Linked DNA regions of Homo sapiens: region 2 is linked to region 1. A link is an interaction called in ENCODE POLR2A ChIA-PET data of the cell type or tissue named here. Cell type or tissue: MCF 10A. All regions are shown on one strand. Links, peaks and the distances in the headings refer to the core of each region. The heading gives the core; the rest is flanking DNA.

Region 1 (9,054 bases), core at 2,443-7,442:
TACAGGTCTGGTAAATGCGACCTGCAGTGACTTAATTGTACTCAGATGGGACAGCAGAGTCATCTTTGTGGGTAGACTTGCAGAAGCTAAAAGCACACAGGCACTCGGTTTGAGACATACCAAACAAAAATTTATTTTTGTATTTATTTCAAACCATTTATACAGGATGTGTTAGTTTACTGTCTTCTCATCTGCAAAAGGGTAATAATGATACCTACCCTAAGGGATTGTTAGGAGAAGCAAATCGGATGCATAGCATTTAGATTGGTGCCTGCCGTATAGTATGTAGTACTCAATAAAAATTGACTATTAACTTGTGCCACTACTATTTTTTAAAAATAGTTTTTACCCAATTCCCTTTTGTAGTGAAGCCCACGGAGATTAAGCAACTTGCTCAAAATTTCAGCTGGCAAAGGTTAAAAGTTGAGTGGAGCTTGTAAAATATATCCCTTTCTTCCCAGTCCAGTGGAACTACCTGAAAGAAAAATACAGGAGTCAGCAAGAAAAAGCCAAGTGGAGAACCTGACTTTAGAGTTATGGCCCAATACGAGTGGGGCATGGGCCAGAATATACCCTCTCTGCTGGCTGGTCGATCTGAAAAGAGGAGAGGACAGGGCAGCATGCTCTCCCTTCTCAAAATCTGAACACAGCTCTCTCCTCTTCCCTCTAAGAAGAGTGAGTAAAGGTTGGGAGATAGGCCAGGAAGACTGGTCCAGCTGAAGTCCCTCCACATGATGCATGGCAGTGGGGAATAAGGAATCCCTTCACAGTAAGTGGCAAAGCAGGGAGTAGAACCCAGGCACCTTGGCCAACTCCCTGGATTTCATGCCCATCTTTCTTTTGTCCACCCTGATTCATCCAGGCCCCCCACAGAGTCTTTTCCTCTGCCCTCTACCCTATTCTAAGCTAAAAACTGAATATAGATGAACTCAAACGGGAGAATGAACAATCCTGGATGTTGCTTTCGTTACTTGTTTAAACCATGTTTTCAGGTGGCTTGATGATAGATACTCAAAATGCACTGGTCACCGTTGTACTGCCAGTCTTTCTGACCATTCTTTTTCCTTGCTGTATTTGTGAACCTTCTTCTCAATACCCCTATGGGCTTGCCAATCCAAAGCCCCCCATGTCGTAAAACACAAGGAACAGTAGTAGCCAACTTCAGAGGAGACAAATGTCAATCAGTGAAAACGTTTTTGTTTTTTTTTTTTGCCGATCTTTCTGTATCCAGTGTAGTTAATTTGTTAAAAAATCAACATATACAAATACTCTCACAAATACTCTCATGAAGCTCAGTTTCTTTCTATGAAGAAAAATTCAGACCTAACTAAGCTAAACATAACATGAACACCGTGAGTCATACAGATCTGTGATCAATGCCAATTCTTCCGTTTATTAGCCTTGTGACCTTGCTTAGGTTTGTTTCCATGTTTACTAGGTGGGGCAGGAGGAGGTAATGTCTAATTCGTACGATCGTTATGGAGGGGTGGAAACCACAGAGCACACGTCAAGCAGTTTATGCACTACCTGGCACACACGTGGCGGGTGCTCTGTAAGTAGCGATCACGATTGGGTGAAATCAAGCATGTACTGCATGTTGAATAGAGATGTAGTACAAAAAGAAAAGAGCAGGTTGATGTTGATATTGCCCACGTGGAGGCTTTTTCTCAGTTCCCAGGTGCTTCCTTGCAAATATAGCACTGGAAAACTGTAGTTGTGACTTGCCAGGATTCTGTGTAAATTTGGCAGTTAAGAACTCAAGACTGGTACTTAGACTGGCTGGATTGGATCCAGGCTTCAACCCACATGTCCCTGAGGAAATTCCTTATCCTCTCTCTGACTCGGTTTTCTCATCCATGGGGCAGCCATGATGCTGTCACTGCTCCTGGGCATTGCTGGGAGAAGTGGGTGAGTAGCACACACAGAGCTCTTTTGGACTTCCGCCTGACTGGGAGTGAGGTCCCAGTGAAAGTTTTGTTGTTGTTTTTTGGTGGCATTGATCCTGTTACATGGAATTTAAGCAAAGATTGCAAGTACTTAGAAATAAAGTAGCCAGAGATTGTTGGGATTTAGTTGTTACTAAGTAAGGGTTGTTCCTAGTTTGGTAGCAGAAAATCTCTACCTCAAAATGACTAAAAATGTTAAAAGAAGAAAGTACTACATGAGTTTGTTTTGTTTCGTTTTGTTTTGTTTTGAGACCGAGTCTCGCTCTGTCACCAGGCTGGAGTGCAGTGGCGCGATCTCGGCTCACTACAACCTCCACCTCCAGGGTTCAAGTGATTCTCCTGCCTCAGCCTCCCGAGTAGCTGGGATTACAGGCATGTGCGTCACCGGCTAGTTTTTTTGTTTTGTTTTGTTTTGTTGTTTTGGTTTTTTGGTTTTTTTTAATTGTATTTTTAATAGAGACGGGGTTTCGCCATGTTGGCCAGTCTGGTCTTGAACTCCTGACCTCAGGTGACCCGCCCGCCTCAGCCTCCCAAAGTGCTGGGATTACAGGCTTAAGCCACTGCCCAAGCCCCGAGATTTTTTAAAATAACATGTTATTATGGAAAATTTCAAATATATACTAAAGTGGAATAGCACAAGGAACCCCCCATATAAGCATGTACTCACCTTCAGCCTTGAGCAACTCAGGACTCATCCTGTTGCATCTGTTACCTCCCCCTGTCTTATTGTGAAGCAAATCCTGGGCATTGTATAATTTTACTTGTAAGTTGTTCCGTGTATAAAATATAAGGATTCTAAAAACAGAAAGATAAATGAAAACATAATCCTAGTACATAATATCATTATTACACCTAACTGAAATTTATTATTCCTTAATATCACTAAATATTAAGTAGGAGATTCTTTAGTGAAATAACAATATACAGTGGACATTAAAACGACTTTAACATCAAATGAAACTAAAAAACACCAACATATTTATTAATTTAACAGTACTGAGGGAGCCCATGCTAGTTCCCCGTAATGGTTAAGGGTTCTAGTTCCAGCTCAGTCAGTCTTGAGCTTTGGTTTCTTTCCACTAAGAATATCTGTTTCCACAGGTTATCAGAGTTAAGTGAAATAACTCATTTACAGTAACTAGTATAGAGGAGACATTAAATAAATATTACATTCCTTTCCTTTTTCTTTTATCTACAGTTCAATTCTTGTTTTAAACTACACTTTATGTTAGAAATACAGAATTCTCTATTCTTTGTCCATACCCTTCCTCTCTGATGGAGACATATTTAATATGGCGGTGTAATCAAACCGTAGCTCACTGATGAAAACTCTTTTCCATGATAGACCATCAGTCTGATGGAAGACTGTTCACTTGTGAGGACAGATGATCTTGTGAAGCTGTTAGGTTGCCCAGTCTTAGTAGATTTTACATGGTGATGCTGCACCTTCTGAACACACCTCAAGTAAGAGGCATTCTCTTGATGTATATACTTATTCCTACTTTATCATATTAAGTGACTCTTCCAAAATTAGCACTGCATGTGGAAACATTTAAAGTCCAAAACATAGGCCGGATATGGTGGCTTATGCCTGTAGTCCCAGCACTTTGGGAGGCCAAGGGGGGAGGATCACTTGAGCCCAGGAATTTGAGACCAGCCTGGGCAACATAGCAAGACCCCATATCTACAAAAAAGAAAAAAGAAAAATCCAAAGCATACAACTACTTAACCTCTCTAAAAATGTGAAAATGTAATGAGCACGTCAGAATTGTATGCGCTATAATATGCGGTCTTTGCCAGTTTATTCTGAAAAATAGGACTGAGTCTAACAGTAAATAGATTAAGCTTGGCCAAGAGTCTTTATAAAGTTAATGGTAGTCATGTGATTAAACAGTCAAATCATTCTCTGCAGAGATAATTGTATTATGCTATTTGGGGACTTAGGTATGCCTATGTAGATAAATCAAAGATTTGTTGAACTTTTTTCTTTGTTGTTGATTTGTCATGTTTTTTTTTTTGTTTTTTTTTAAAGAAATTAATAGAAAATTCAGAGCTCTCAAATTTCTAAAGAAATCTTAATGTTCCTTTATTTTTTCATTCTCAGCATTTAAAATATCATACATTGTGTTCCTGTTAAGTATTGAGTTATTATACTGATGTAATTTAGTCAGTAATTACTTAACACACCTCTTATCAAGAATTCTGTTTAATCCTGAACCACCTGCACTCTGTTTTAATAACCTCGTTTCATAGAAATTTCCCATTACAGAGCATATGAAGTTGGGATCACATTTGTTAGACTAACTGCAACCTCTTGTATAATAATTATGTGCTTGTGGGCCTCTGTGGAGCTTGCTTGCTCCTGGCATTCATCCCTAGGCACCATCCCTCCCTTGTAGAATAGAACTAACTAAAAGTAGGGGTGGGCAGCTGGATCTAACCTGTACAGTAGATTCCTCTGCACTTTTCAAAACTTTGTATGGAAAACTTTATGGCTTCTAAAAAAACACCTGTTGTGGATAGTAAGGTTCTTAGTAGGTGTATTAGTTTCTCATTGCTGCTGTAACCAATTACATCAAACTTGTGGCTTACAACAACACAGATTTATTATCTTATAGTTCTATAAGTCAAGTGTCCAAAATGGGACTCCCTGAGCTAAAATCAAGGTGTTGGCAGGACCGTGTTCTTTTCTGGAGGCTCTAAGGAAGGCCCATTGCCCTGCCCTTTCCAGCTTCTAGAGGCTGCCCACATTCTTTGGCTTCCTTTCCCCATCTTCAAAACCAGCAACATTGGAATGAGTCTTTCTCACATTGCATTACTCTCACTCTCCCTTCTGCCTCCCACTTCCACATTTACCGACCCTTGTGATTGAGCCTACCCAGATAATTCAGGATAATCTCTCTACTTTAAGGTCAGCTGATCAGCAACCTTAACTCATGTGCTGCATTAATGCCCTGTTGTCATGTAACACCATATAGTCACAGGTTCTGGCGATTAGGAGTTGGACATCTTACAGGGGGATGGGCCTGGGGAAGCTGGAAAACCATTATTCTGCCTACGGTAGCAGGTATAATCCTTCTGGGATTATTCAGTACCCACTATTTATTCAATATTTAGTAAAAGTTTCTGAGGGTCTGCTTTGTGCCAGAAACTGCCTGACAAGCTCTGGGGAAAGAGAGAGGACTCTCTGCCCTCTCAGAGTTTGCAGTCTGGTGAAGGGAAATCAGTTTATGAACTAGTCATTGTTATCATGAAGGAACAGGTGCTGAAATAGATGCACATGTAGCGTTTTGTGCGGGAATGGGATCTGACTGCAGCTGGGAGTGTAGGGTGAGTATGAGGAGGAAAAGAGAATCTTGAATGAGGAGGAAGAATTTGCCTGGGAGAGAATGATGGGTAGGGCGTTCCAGGGAAAGGGAGAACCATATGGGTATGCAAGTGAGGGGAAGGCCTGGGACTTGGAGGCTGGAGTGGTGCGGGGTGTGCGGCAGGGACTTTCAGCGCTGAGTTGTGAAGGGCCTTGAGTGCTGCATTTGGGAGTTTGGACTTTTTCCCGTTGTTTAGACACTGAGATGACTCATTGGCTTTCCTTTGGCAAATCAGCATGCAGAGCTGCTTCCTTTAACTGCAGTGTATTTTGAAACCAGAATTCACCACTGTCGAATGTATTCTACCCACGCATTTCCCTTGCTTTGCTCATTTATGCTGTTCACATGGCCCCTGGAAGTAGTTGAGTGTTTGACCCCTGGTAGGCAGGGGAAGGAGGTAAGGAGATGGAAACCATTGAAGGTTTTGAAACAGAGGAGTAGCTTGGTCAAATCTTTTATGTGATGGAATGAACACCTTGCTTGCGTATCTCTTAATTTTTTTCCCAACAGACTTAAAAGTCAGATTTCCGACCGGGCGCGGTGGCTCACGCCTATAATGCCAGCACTTTGGGAGGCTGAGGCGGGCGGATCGCGAGGTCCGGAGATCGGGACCATCCTGGCTAACATGGTGAAACCCCGTCTCTATTAAAAATACAAAAAAATTAGCCGGGTGTGGTGGCGGGTGCCTGTAGTCCCAGCTACTCCGGAGGCTGAGGCAGGAGAATGACGTGAACTTGGGAGGTGGAGCTTGCACTGAGCCGAGATGGCACCACTGCACTCCAGCCCTGGTGACAGAGCAAGACTCCATCTCAAAAAAAAAAAAAAAAAAAGTCAGATTTCCTGATGCAGCCTAAGTGGAAAGCAGGAACAGGATTGTAAGGCAGGCAGGCATGGTGGTGCACTGGGAAACACGCTGAATTTGGACTCAGTCCTGAGCTTTTGAAACCAAGCTCACATACTAAATGTGTAACCTTGGACAAGTCACTTAGCTTTTCCCAAACTGGTTAATGAGAACAGTAAGAATCATAGCACAGCAGGGTTGTTGGGAAGAGAAATAGGCCATGTACGTGAAAGTGTTGAGCAGTGTCAGGGATGGTGGACAGTCTCTCAGTCCTGATTTGCTATCTGTGAAATAAATGAATATTGTGACCATACTTAATTCTTTTTCTTTGATTTGTTTGCTTACAATGCCTTAGGGTGTTTTTCTGAATCACATTTATAATAAGAGTCTAGACTATGTGGGAAATTTAGCTGAACCCAAACTGACATATCTCCAGACAAACCATGGATGTTTCTTTTGTGATCAATGCTATTTTGTATTTAGGCATATACTCATTCCACAGTGTTTATTGATCACCTCTGTGCTTCTTGTTGTGCTTACAACTGTAGGGAAAGATGGGCAGCCCCTCCTTGCATAGTTCTGCCACTGACAAAGAAGTGTGTATATAAAAGTTAGGTCAGAGTACATGGCCATGAATAATTGAGTGCCAAGAGTGTGGTGTGCAGAAGTCCTTTTAAGATCAGAGCAAAGTGAAAATTAGCCTGGGTTGGCCTTGACAGAAAAACTTCCATGGAAGAGATGAAAGTTCCGCAGACCTTGCAAGGCTGGGGCCACGTGTGTTTGGAACGAGTGCAAAGTGTGTGAGTCGGAAGCTGGAGTAAGACGTCGTCAGAGGACCAGCAGGCCACTGGCTAGTAATCATTCTCCCTCTGGAAACACGTTTGTCCCTATTGACTGTGGTCTGAGCGTTCTTCCCACCACTTTTTATTTATTTGTGAATTGCTAGTTCCATGCACAGTACCTGGCATGTAGTAGGTGCTTTAGAATAGGTTTTTATTATACTAGAAACAGCCATCACAAACACAGTGCTTTGTACCTGTATCTTTGAGTTCTTTTTCTTCATCCATGGAAATAGCCCATAGGAAAGACAGAGATTTGCTATGTGGGGATAAATTGTTACCCCTGAATCTTTGCTTTAACTCTGCTGCTCTGCATGGGCCCTATTTACAAACGCAACAGCTTCAGCTTTAGAACTGTCCCTTAGAACACTTGGAAGAAGGAATACTTGCTGTGCAATTTTAGCTATAAGAAAAGAAAAGGAATTAACCTTATTGAACACATGCTATGTAATTACTAGACATGCATTATCTCATTTCGTCTTTAACTTACCTAGAAATCACCTACTCATAGTGTCATAGGTCCTAATAATTAGAGGTGGAAGGAACCATCGATGAGAGACTGAGGCCCAGGAATGGTAACTAATTTGTGACTGTACGAGAGTCCAAAACCGACGGTGCTCAGTTTGTAGCTTCAGAATCTTTCTGCAATTTGCATTTTATTCTCTATTAATTTAAAATTCATTACATGAGTGTAACATATCTATATAAACTGTTGGCTTTCTTTTTTAATTTTAGATTTCTCACATTGGCAAACTGAGAGATTTTCTTCTGGAACACAGGAAAGATTATATTAATGCTTATAGGTAAGTACATATTTTTTTACCAGGACTTTGGTGACTGTGTTCTTTTCTACACCTATATTTCTTTTGCGCTTTTTGCCCTCACCTTTTTCTTAATAACTCAGAGTTGTAATGAGGAAGACCAGTTTGGCAGTGGAAAAATCTCCTCAAAGCAAAAGGCTCTGCTGTACTCCATGTCCTCAAAGTCATGAAATCACAACAGCAATATCTTCCAGTCTATTTGTATCTCTCTATGTACCATTATCTCCTGTCAAATGAAACTCCATGAGTACTTACAGAGCTGTATTTGAAGTTGGGGACACATGTATTTGTATGCCCTCAACCTGTGGAAGAACAAAGTTTTCAAGCCTCTGCTAAGCTATTTTTGCCCATCTCTTGCGGTCCCAGTCTGTGACACCAGTTTTGCTGGTTTGGTGACGTTCTCATGAGCACATTTCAGTCCTTACCCTCACGTCGCTGGATCATGCCTCCCTCGCCAATTCCCAGTCCTCAGTCCTGATGGCCATTTTCTTCTTTTGTCCTTCTCCCAGGCTTTTGACACCTGCTAGAGGCAGCTACACACCCACTTTGGCATAGCCTTCATTTCTTACGGCACTTTTGCTGAATCCTTCTGTTCATCCCCTAATGTTACTCATGTTGACATTCCTTCTGGTGGCTAAGTCTAGTTTCTACTCAGTAGCCAGAGTCTTTTTTAAACTTTAATTGGATTATGTCACCACCTGAGTAAGCCCACCATGAATACTGCATTGGAATTAGCATTAATACCAGCCTCTACACTGCGGTCTCCCCACTCCTGATCTAGCCCCTGGCCTTATTTCAAACACCGCCTTCCCACGACGGTGCTCCAGCCATGCCAGCCTTCCTTAAAGGTGCCATGCCCTTTCCTGGTGCAGGGCCCAGGCCTATGCTGTTCCTCCTCTTCCCATGGTGGTTTCCTTTTCAAACTTAAAGGCTCAACTTAATAGTCCCTCTTCCCAGAGGCCTTCTCTCACTACCCTTTATAAAGTAGGTCTCTTCTGTTAGTTAGTTTCTCCACCCTGTATATTTTCTTCAGTAACAAAACACAATTTGTAATTATTTAATAATTACAGTTTATTATCTGTCTTTGTCACCAGGCTGTACATGTCATGAGGTCAAGGACCTTGTCAGGTTTCCATCGTGTTTCCATAGTTCCTCACCCATATTTGGCACTCAGTAAATACTTGTTGAATGAATGATTTCCTCCTAGTCCTAAAGTCCATGACTAGCCCAGCAGCACTC
Region 2 (9,054 bases), core at 2,549-7,548, 73 kb before region 1:
AAGTTAGACCCTTTCTGTGACTGGGGGTGTATTAGTGCATTTTCATGCTGCTGATAAAGAAATACCCGAGACTAGGAAGAGAAAGAGGTTTAATTGGACTTACAGTTCCACATGGTTGGGGAGGCCTCAGAATCATGGCGGGAGGCAAAAGGCACTTCTTACATGGTGGCAGCAAGAGAAAATGAGGAAGAAGCAAAAGTGGAAACCCCTGATAAACCCATCAGATCTCGTGAGACTTATTCACTATCATGAGAATAGCATGGGAAAGACCGGCTCCATGATTCAATCACGTCCTCTTAGGTCCCTCACACAACACGTGGGAATTTTGGGAGATACAAGTTGAGATTTGAATGGGGACATAGCCAAACCACATCATTCTGTCCCTGGCCCCTCCAAATCTCATGTTCTCACATTTCAAAACCAATCATGCCTTCCCAACAGTTCCTCAAAGCCTTAACTCATTTCAGCATTAACACAAAAGTCCACAGTCCAAAGTCTCATCTAAGACAAGGCAAGTCCCTTCCACCTATGAGCCTGTAAAATCAAAAACAAGCTAGTTACTTCCTGAATACAATGGGGATACAAGTATTTGGTAAATACAGCCATTCCAAATGGGAGAAATTGGCCAAAACAAAGGGGTTACAGGGCCCATACAAATCGGAAATCCAGCGGACAGTCAAATTTTAAAGCTCTAAAATGATGTCCTTTGACTCCAGGTCTCACATCCAGGTCACACCAATGCAAGAGGTGGGTTCCCACAGTCTTAGGCAGCTCTGCCCCTGTGGCTTTGCAGCTGCTTTCTCTTCGCTGGCATTGAGTGTCTGTGGCTTTTCCAGGTGCCTGGTGCAAGCTGTTGGTGGATCAATCATTCTGGGAGCTGGAGAACAGTGGCCCTATTCTCACAGCTCCACTAGGCAGTGCCCCAATAGGGACTCTGTGTGGGGACGCCAACTCCACATTTCCCTTCTGCACTGCCATAGCAGAGGTTCTCCATGAGGGCTGCCATCCTGCAGAAAACTTTTGCCTGGGCATTCAGAAATTTCCATACATCTTCTGAAATCTAGGTGGAGGTTCCCAAACCTCAGTTCTTGACTTCTGTGCACCCGCAGGCTCAACACCACGTGGAAGCTGCCAAGGCTTGGGGCTTTGACCCTCTGAAGCCACAGCCTGAGCTATATGTTGGTCCCTTTCAGCCATGGCTGGAGAGGCTGGGGTGCAGGCTACCAAGCCCTTAAGCTGCACAAAGCATGGGGATCCTGGGTCCAGCCCACAAAACCACTTTTTCCTCTTGGGCCTCTAGGCCTGTGATGGGAGGGGCTGCCATGAAGGTCTCTGACATGGCCTGGAGACATTTTCCCCATGGTCTTGGGGATTAACATTAGGCTTCTCACTACTTATGCAAATTTCTGCAGCCAGCTTGAATTTCTCCCCAGAAAATGGGTTTTCTTTTCTATTGCATAGTCAGGCTGCAAATTTTCTAAAGTTTTATGCTCTGCTTCCCTTATAAAACTGAATGCCTTTAACAGCACCCAAGTCACATCTTGAATGCTTTGCTGCTTAGAAATTTCTTCCACCAGATACCTAAATCATCTCTCTCAAGTCCAAAGTTCCACAAATCTTCAGGGCAGTGACAAAATACCACCAGTCTCTTTGCTAAGACATAGCAAGAATCAACTTTGCTTAAATTCCCAATGAGTTTCTCATCTCCATCTGAGGCCACCTCAGCCTGGATTTTATTGTCCATATCACTATCAGCATTTTGGGCAAAGCCATTCAACAAATCTCTAGGGAGTTCCAAACTTACCCAAATTTTCCTGTCTTCTTCTGAGCCCTTCAAACTGTTCCAATCTCTGCCTGTTACCCAGTTCCAAAGTCACTTCCAAATTTTCGGGTATCTTTTCAGCAATGCCCCACTCTACTGATCCCAATTTACTGTATTAGTCTGTTTTCATGCTGTTGATAAAGACATACCCAAGACTGGGAAGAAAAAGAGGTTTAATTGGACTTACAGTTCCACATGGCTGGGGAGGCCTCAGAATCATGGCGGGAGGTGAAAAGGACTTCTTACATGGCAGCAGCAAGAGAAAATGAGGAAGAAGCAAAAGTGGAAACCCCTGATAAACCCATTAGATCTCATGAGACTTATTCACTATCATGAGAATAGCACAGGAAAGACCAGCCCCTATGATTCAATTACCTCCTCCTAGGTCCATCCCACAACATGTGGGAATTCTGGGAGATACAATTGAAGTTGAGATCTGAATGAGGACACAGCCAAACCATATCAACGGGTATCTCATATATTAATAAATGTAGGATTTGAGTGGGGCTGGTGTTCAGCCGTAGGAACAGAGAAGCAGAGAAAACTGACTTGAGGAGATGATAATGACGATGAGGAAGAGAGAGGAAGAAAGAGACAGTTCTGGCAGCGTTCTGGTTTTTAGCTTCCCTCTGAGGTAATGTATGAGTCTGCAGAACACAGTCCTCAGCCAGGTCACTGCGTCCCACTGGCTCAGGTTAAAGGGTGAAGGCAAAAGAGCAAACGTCCCCAACTGGTAGATCGCTTCAACCAACTGAAAAATGCAGACTGGCCGATGTTGCCCCAAAACCAGATGACTAAGGCTGCTTCCATTGGAGAGGTGTGAAAAAGAAATCCCTACTCACAGAAATCAGGAGCGGTTAATAGGGTTTGTCTGCATTTTTCAGACAGAGGCTCAGAGAGGTGAAGTAACTTGCCCAGAGTCACACAGCTAGTGAGTAGGGTAGCTGAATTCAAACCCAAGTCTTTCCATTTCTGAATCTCAGGTTGTAGTGGTGTTGTGTTTTTGTTTCCTATTAGTCATCCTCTGTTAACTACTTCCTGGACTTCTGGAAAGAACTCAGAGATCTGATAAATATCCCTTAGGTACCCTATAAAAATTCCATGGGTATTACAATACTCCAGGCTACCATTGTCCAGAGAGGAAAAAAGTCAATGTGTGATATAGTTGAGGCTGGTCTAGGCTTACAGTGTGCAGAGGCCTACAGGCCAAAGACAGGATGGGGGCTACCAGGGCAGTGGTGTCCCCTTCTCTCTTCTGAGGGCTTTTGTTCGCTAGTGCCCACCTCCAAGTAGCTCTGGGAGTGGACACCAGTGACAATGGATGCTCAGCTGCCCTCTGGCCTCCATCTTTGCCTGCTGGCTGGGCTTGCGATTCCCACCCAAATTGTGACTCTTGGCTTCAAGGATATTTGTGGAGCCCAAAGACCATGCTGCATGGTCAGAGTAAGGGGATGCTGACAGGGTGGTCTTAATTCAGGGTGGTCTTAGTTCTGAGAGATCACTGCCTCCAAAGCCGGACTCTTGGGCTGTGCCACACTGTGTGCACATCACACTGAGCCCCCCTGCACTTGCTGGGCTTTGTATTCCTGAAGACTAACTTGGAGCAAGAGACAATTGTAGTCTTCTTGGGGGCTAGAAGGGAGGAGTGGGAGTCATCCCCAAGGCCATTGCTGATGGCAGGAAACACCACAAACTGAGAACCAGTTAGTTTTCAACCCTTGTGTCTCACCACACACACACACACACACACACACACACACACACACACCCTTGTCTTCCCATGTGAAAATCAACAAAAGGACACGTCTTCCTTAATTTCCTAAGTCAAGCTCCTCATGGTGATTTCCTGAAATATGACAGGTAGAAGTTCAAACCACAGGTAATGCCCCATCAACTTTGCTTTTTCTAACCTGCCCTCTTGAAATTTAGTCACATGGACTCAGGATGACAAAAGAAGAATCCTTGACATCTGTTTTGTCCCTGTGCTGACTCTCATTATCCAGTGGCTCCTAATCTTGAAGTTCTGGAGGCAACTTATTGTTCACTATCCCTGGGACTGACTTGGCTATGTGGGCAACTGTCCCCTTCCTCTCTCTGCACTTACTTGAACTGCTCATAATAGAATGGGCTTTCTTTTATTCATTTTTGAGACAGAGTCTTGCGTGTCACCCAGGATGGAGTGCAGTAGCATGATCTCGGCTCAACTGCAACCTCTGCTTCCCAGGTTCAAGTGACATGGCTCAGCCTCCTGAGTAGCTGGGACTACAGGCGTGCATCACCATGCCTGCCCGCTAATTTTTGTATTTTTAGTAGAGACGGGATCTCGCGATGTTGGCCAGACTGGTCTTGAATGCCTGACCTCTGGTGATCCACCCGCCTTGGCCTCCCAAAGTGCTGGGATTACAGGCGTGAGCCACCGCGTCTGGCAGAATGGTCTTTCTAGACTGAGAAGGGCAACTCTTTGGGTGCAGACACTCCAGATGCCACAGCCACTGCCAGAACTGTCACACAAGCTCTCTCCTATCTTTTGCATTCGAATAGCTCCTAAATAGAGAAGTTGGAAACAAGAGTTGAGTATGTCTGCCTTCTCTGAGTCACACAGGGAGAGTGAAATATCTGTTGCATGGACACCCTTTCTGCTGCACATTTGATGAAAAGAGCCCACTTTGGTGTGCTTTTTGGCTAGATCCAGTTCATTCTGGCCTCTAGTTTTCCTTGTGGGACAGGGGGCCTGGTCAGTTGTGACTCTCCAAGGGGAGATCAAAGAAGAGATGGGGAAGGAAAGAAGAGCACCAGGCTAGGCAGCCGCAGGACTTATCAACCACAAGAAAGGTACAGACCCAGTGAAGCTGAAGGCGGCTTACCTGCAGAGCTGAGAACCCAAACAGGGGCTGAGGGCCACACCCAGGAAGTAGAGGATAGGTAATGGAGGAAGGATGGGCAGGGAAAAGAGTTAGGGTACACGTTAATTTCCTATGGTTGCAGTAACAAATGACCACAAGCTTTGTGATTTAACAGAAATTTGTTTCTTACAGTCCTGGAGGACAAAAGTCCAAAATCAAGATGCTGGCAGGGCCACGCTCCCTTCAGAGACTCTAGGGGAGAATACTTCCTTGCTTCCTCTGGTTTCTGGTGGCCATCAGCATTCATGGGCCTGTGGCTGTATCTCTCCAGTATCTGCCTCTGTCTTCACATGGCCTTCCATTCTGTGTGCCTCTTTTAAAGATATTTGCTATTGGATTTAGGGGTCACCAGGATAATCCAAAATCATTTCTTCATTTCAAGGTCTTTAATTTAACTCTATCTGGAAAGACTTCTTTTCCTAGTAAGGTCAGATTCATGGGTTCTAGGGATCAGGATGTGGACATATCTTTTGGGGGGCCAACATTTGGCTCATTACAGGGTGGGAGGAGACACAAAGTAGGATGAAACAAGCCAGTAGGCTAGAGCAACGGGCTCAGGATCTAGAACAAGAATCAGGTAGGAATGAGGTGGTGGCAGCCCCTCCTTTAGGTACTCTCTGTGTATGAGTCCATTTTCACACTGCTATAAAAATACTACCCGAGACTGGGTAATTTATAAAGGAAAGAGGCTTAATTGACTCACAGTTCTGCATGGCTGAGGAGGCCTCAGGAAACTTATAATCATGGCAGAAGGCAAAGGGGAAGCAGGAACCTTCTTCACACAGCAGCAGGAAAGAGAGAGTGAAGGGGGAAGAGCCCCTTATGAAACCATCAAATTTCATGAGAACTCACTCACTATCATGAGAACAGCATGGAGGAAACTGCCCCCATGATCCAATCACCTCCCACCAGGTCCCTCTCCTGACACATGGGGATACAATTCTGATCACAATTTGAGATGAGATTTGGGTGGAGTCACAGCCAAACCATATTACTTCAATGGGCGGTGGGGGGACAAAGGCCACACCTCAAAGGGCTGGACCACAACAACCTCCTGTTTGCTTCCTGCCTTTCCCTCGCTTTTTTTTGCACATCTGTTTCAAAGCTAAACTTCTGGGGGAGCTGCCGGAAGAAACCCACCTTGGGCCGAGTTCAGTGGCTCATGCCTGTAATTCCAGCACTTTGGGAGGCCGAGGTGGGTGGATCACCTGAGGTCAGGAGTTCGAGGCCAGCCTGGCCAACACGGTGAAACCCCATCTCTACTAAAAATACACACCCCCCAAAAAATTAGCTGGGCATGGTGGAGGACGTCTGTAATCCTAGCTACTTGGGAGGCTGAAGAAGGAGAATTGCTTGAACCCAGAAGGTGGAGGTTGCAGTGAGCTGAGATCACGCCATTGCACTCTAGCCTGGGCAACAAGAGCAAAACTCCATCTCAAAAATAAAAAAATAAAAAAAAAGAAAGAAAGAAAAAAAAAAGAAAAAAAAAAACAAGAGAAATCCACCCTGAATTCTTTATCTAGGTTCCCTCTTGGGAACAAAAGCTTCTTCTTTGAGCTTCCCACCCCTAGAGTCAGGGTCCTTTCCAGAGTCCCTGAGGGGGGAAAAATGGTTTTCAATGAATTTCATTGAGTTTACCTCCTAACGTGAAGGTATATGTTTTTGAAGGCCTTTCCTCTTGTGTTATAAATTCTACCCTGCCATGGTCACAGTCTTCCAAGGTTTCTGCCACTCTGTCCCTGCCAGCCTGGTCTTTTCCATTGGTTAGGTTTAGGCACAACTGTTCTTTCCTCTCCATGCTTCATTCACTGAGGAATAATACTGTTACGATGGTGAGTGGAGAATACATCTAATATTCCTGTTTTGGTAGATACCTAGATATGGGTTGTCATCAATCAGGACAGGCTAATTATGCTGCAGTTAACAAACACCCACAAATCTGTGGACAATTCTCAATCTTAGTACATGTCTGTGATGGTTAATATTGAGTGTCAACTTGACTGAAGGATGCAAAGTATTGTTCCTGGGTGTGTCTGTGAGGGTGTTGCCAAAGGAGATTAACGTTTGAGTCAGTGAACTGGGAAAGGCAGACCCACTCTCAATCTAGGTGGGTACAATCTAATCAGCTGCCAGCATGGCCAGAAGAAAAGCAGGCAGAAGAACATGGAAAGACTAGACTGGCTTAGTCTTCTGGCCTACATCTTTCTCCCGTGCTGGATGCTTCCTGCCCTGGAACATCAGACTCCAAGTTCTTCAGCTTTGGGACTTGGACTGTCTCTCCTTGCTCCTCAGCTTGCAGATGGCCTATTGTGGGACCTCACCTTGTGATCATGTGAGTCAATACTCCTTAATAAGCTCCCCTTTATATATACACCTATCCTATTAGTTCTGTCCCTCTAGAGAACTCTGACTAATACAATGTCCTTGGTTGGCTATGCTCCATGTCATCTTTACTTAAGGACTCAGGCTGATGGAACATTGGAACATTAAGGGTTGTCATAGCAGAGGGAAAAGAGCATCGTGAATCATACATTAGCTCTTAAATTTGCTGCCCAGAAATTACACGTTGGTTTTCACTGGCAGCCTACATCTAGTCTCCTTGCATAGGTGTTGCTGCTGTAGTGAGCTATATTTAGGGGTGCCAATACAGTTGATCCTTGATGACTCCTCCACCCCTCACAGTTGGAAATTTGTGTATAACTTCTGACTCCCTAACATCTTAACTAATAATAGCCTACTGTTGACCAGAATCCTTATCAATAACATAAACAGTCCGTTAACACATATTTTGCATGTCATATGTATTAGATACTGTATTCTTTCAATAAAGTAAGCTAGAGAAAAGAAAATGGTATTAAGAAAATCATAGGAAGAGAAAATATATTTACTATCCATTAAATGGAAGTGGATCATCATAAAGTAAAGGTCTTCATACTCACCATCATCACATCGAGTAGGCTGAGGAGCAGGAGGGGTGGGTCTTGCTGTCTTAGGGATGGCAGAGGCAGAAGGAAGTCCGAGTATTAGTGGCCGCATGCAGTTCAAGCCTGTGCTGTTCAAAAGTCGACTGCGTATTTTTCAGAACAGTGTCTGGCCCACTCAATGTTTGCTGAATGCATAAAGAAAACAAAATTTGTATACTACATCCAACTGGGCAGTTGTGTGCTACCTCCAACAGGCCAGGCATGGTGGCACGCGCCTATAGTCCCAGATACTCAGGAGGCTGAGCCGGGAGGATTGTTTGAGCCCTGGAGTTGCAGTAGTATACTCTCACAACATTTCTGCACATCCTTTTAACCCACATCCCCTCTCAGCTTTATGGGGCTTAATATTAGTCAACTGTCAACTGAAGTCACTTTGCTCTTTTAAATTAAAGAGTAAACACAAAATGTAAAAAGCACAACCCCATATCCCATGGTCTGTGGAAAGTTCAGCAGCCTCCTCAAGATCTTTGTGACTTATTTAGGAATTTTATGTACTTGTGGTCACTTGTGGATTTACAGCCTGATGTTTTGAGCTCACTTGGGTCTTATATCCACCACAATCTTCTCTGCTCTTGCAAATCCAGACAGAAAACTTAGATCTTTGTCCCTACCCTTCTACCCAAAATATCCAACTGCACCAAACACACGGTTTACACAAGGCACCACTCACTGAAGGCTTGGTGTAGTTCAGCCTCCCTCCCACTCAAAGATCCTTCCCAGTTACCTACTTTGTACTTTCCCGGCCCCCTCCCTGGGTTCTGGCTTCTCTTTTCTTCCCCCCAATTCAATCCCCCTCACTTTATTATGCAGGGCAATCTCTCTTTCCTTCTACTCTACCCCAGGCTTAACTTTGCATGGCCAAAAACTGATTAATGTCTGGATTAAACAAAGGGCCATTTATGCAAGATAGAATCATTGGCAGAGATTTTGTAATTTCTTTCTCTTTTCCTCAGTAGGTGGAAGAAAGCTGTATGGAAATTTATTTTCCTTAAACTGCAAGAAGTGGCTACAGTTTGGGTTTAAATAATCTTTTCCTGGCCGGGCGCGGTGGCTCACGCCTGTAATCCCAGCATTTTGGGAGGCTGAGGCAGGCGGATCACGAGGTCAGGAGATCGAGACCATCCTGGCTAACACGGTGAAACCCCATCTCTACTAAAAATACAAAAGAATTAGCCAGGCGTGGCGGTGGGCGCCTGTAGTCCCAGCTACTCGGGAGACTGAGGCAGGAGAATGGCGTGAACCCGGGAGGCGGAGCTTGCTCCAGCCTGGGCGACAGAGCAAGACTCCGCCTCAAAGAAAAAAAAAATCTTTTCCTTCCTCCTTTCTGGTAAATATATACTTTCTT

Evidence for each region. Peaks named below come from ENCODE experiments on the same cell type or tissue, not always from the same donor. Only the 100,000 strongest peaks of a DNase experiment are listed, where the experiment ranks them.
Region 2: POLR2A ChIA-PET joins it to region 1 with 5 read pairs; 6 of 35 experiments call an interaction of 5 or more read pairs at or near these places.

The regions. Positions count from the first base shown.
Region 1 is chr4:4,470,382-4,479,435 of GRCh38, reverse strand. STX18 (syntaxin 18) reads left to right here. Exons shown (of 11, transcript NM_016930.4): 2 at 7,730-7,797. It overlaps STX18-IT1 (STX18 intronic transcript 1), which reads left to right. Exons shown (of 4, transcript NR_126434.1): 2 at 462-769; 3 at 1,439-1,552; 4 at 3,292-3,315. Among named protein-coding and RNA genes, the nearest start is that of STX18-IT1, 6.8 kb to the left of the region's middle. In MCF 10A, for the core only: no CTCF peak of the experiment used is centred there; a DNase peak (open chromatin) is centred at 5,565.
Region 2 is chr4:4,543,518-4,552,571 of GRCh38, reverse strand. It overlaps LOC124900165, which reads right to left. Exons shown (of 6, transcript XM_047416490.1): 2 at 7,665-7,834. It overlaps STX18-AS1 (STX18 antisense RNA 1 (head to head)), which reads right to left. Exons shown (of 6, transcript NR_037888.1): 2 at 7,665-7,834. Among named protein-coding and RNA genes, the nearest start is that of STX18-AS1, 5.9 kb to the right of the region's middle. In MCF 10A, for the core only: no CTCF peak of the experiment used is centred there; no DNase peak of the experiment used is centred there.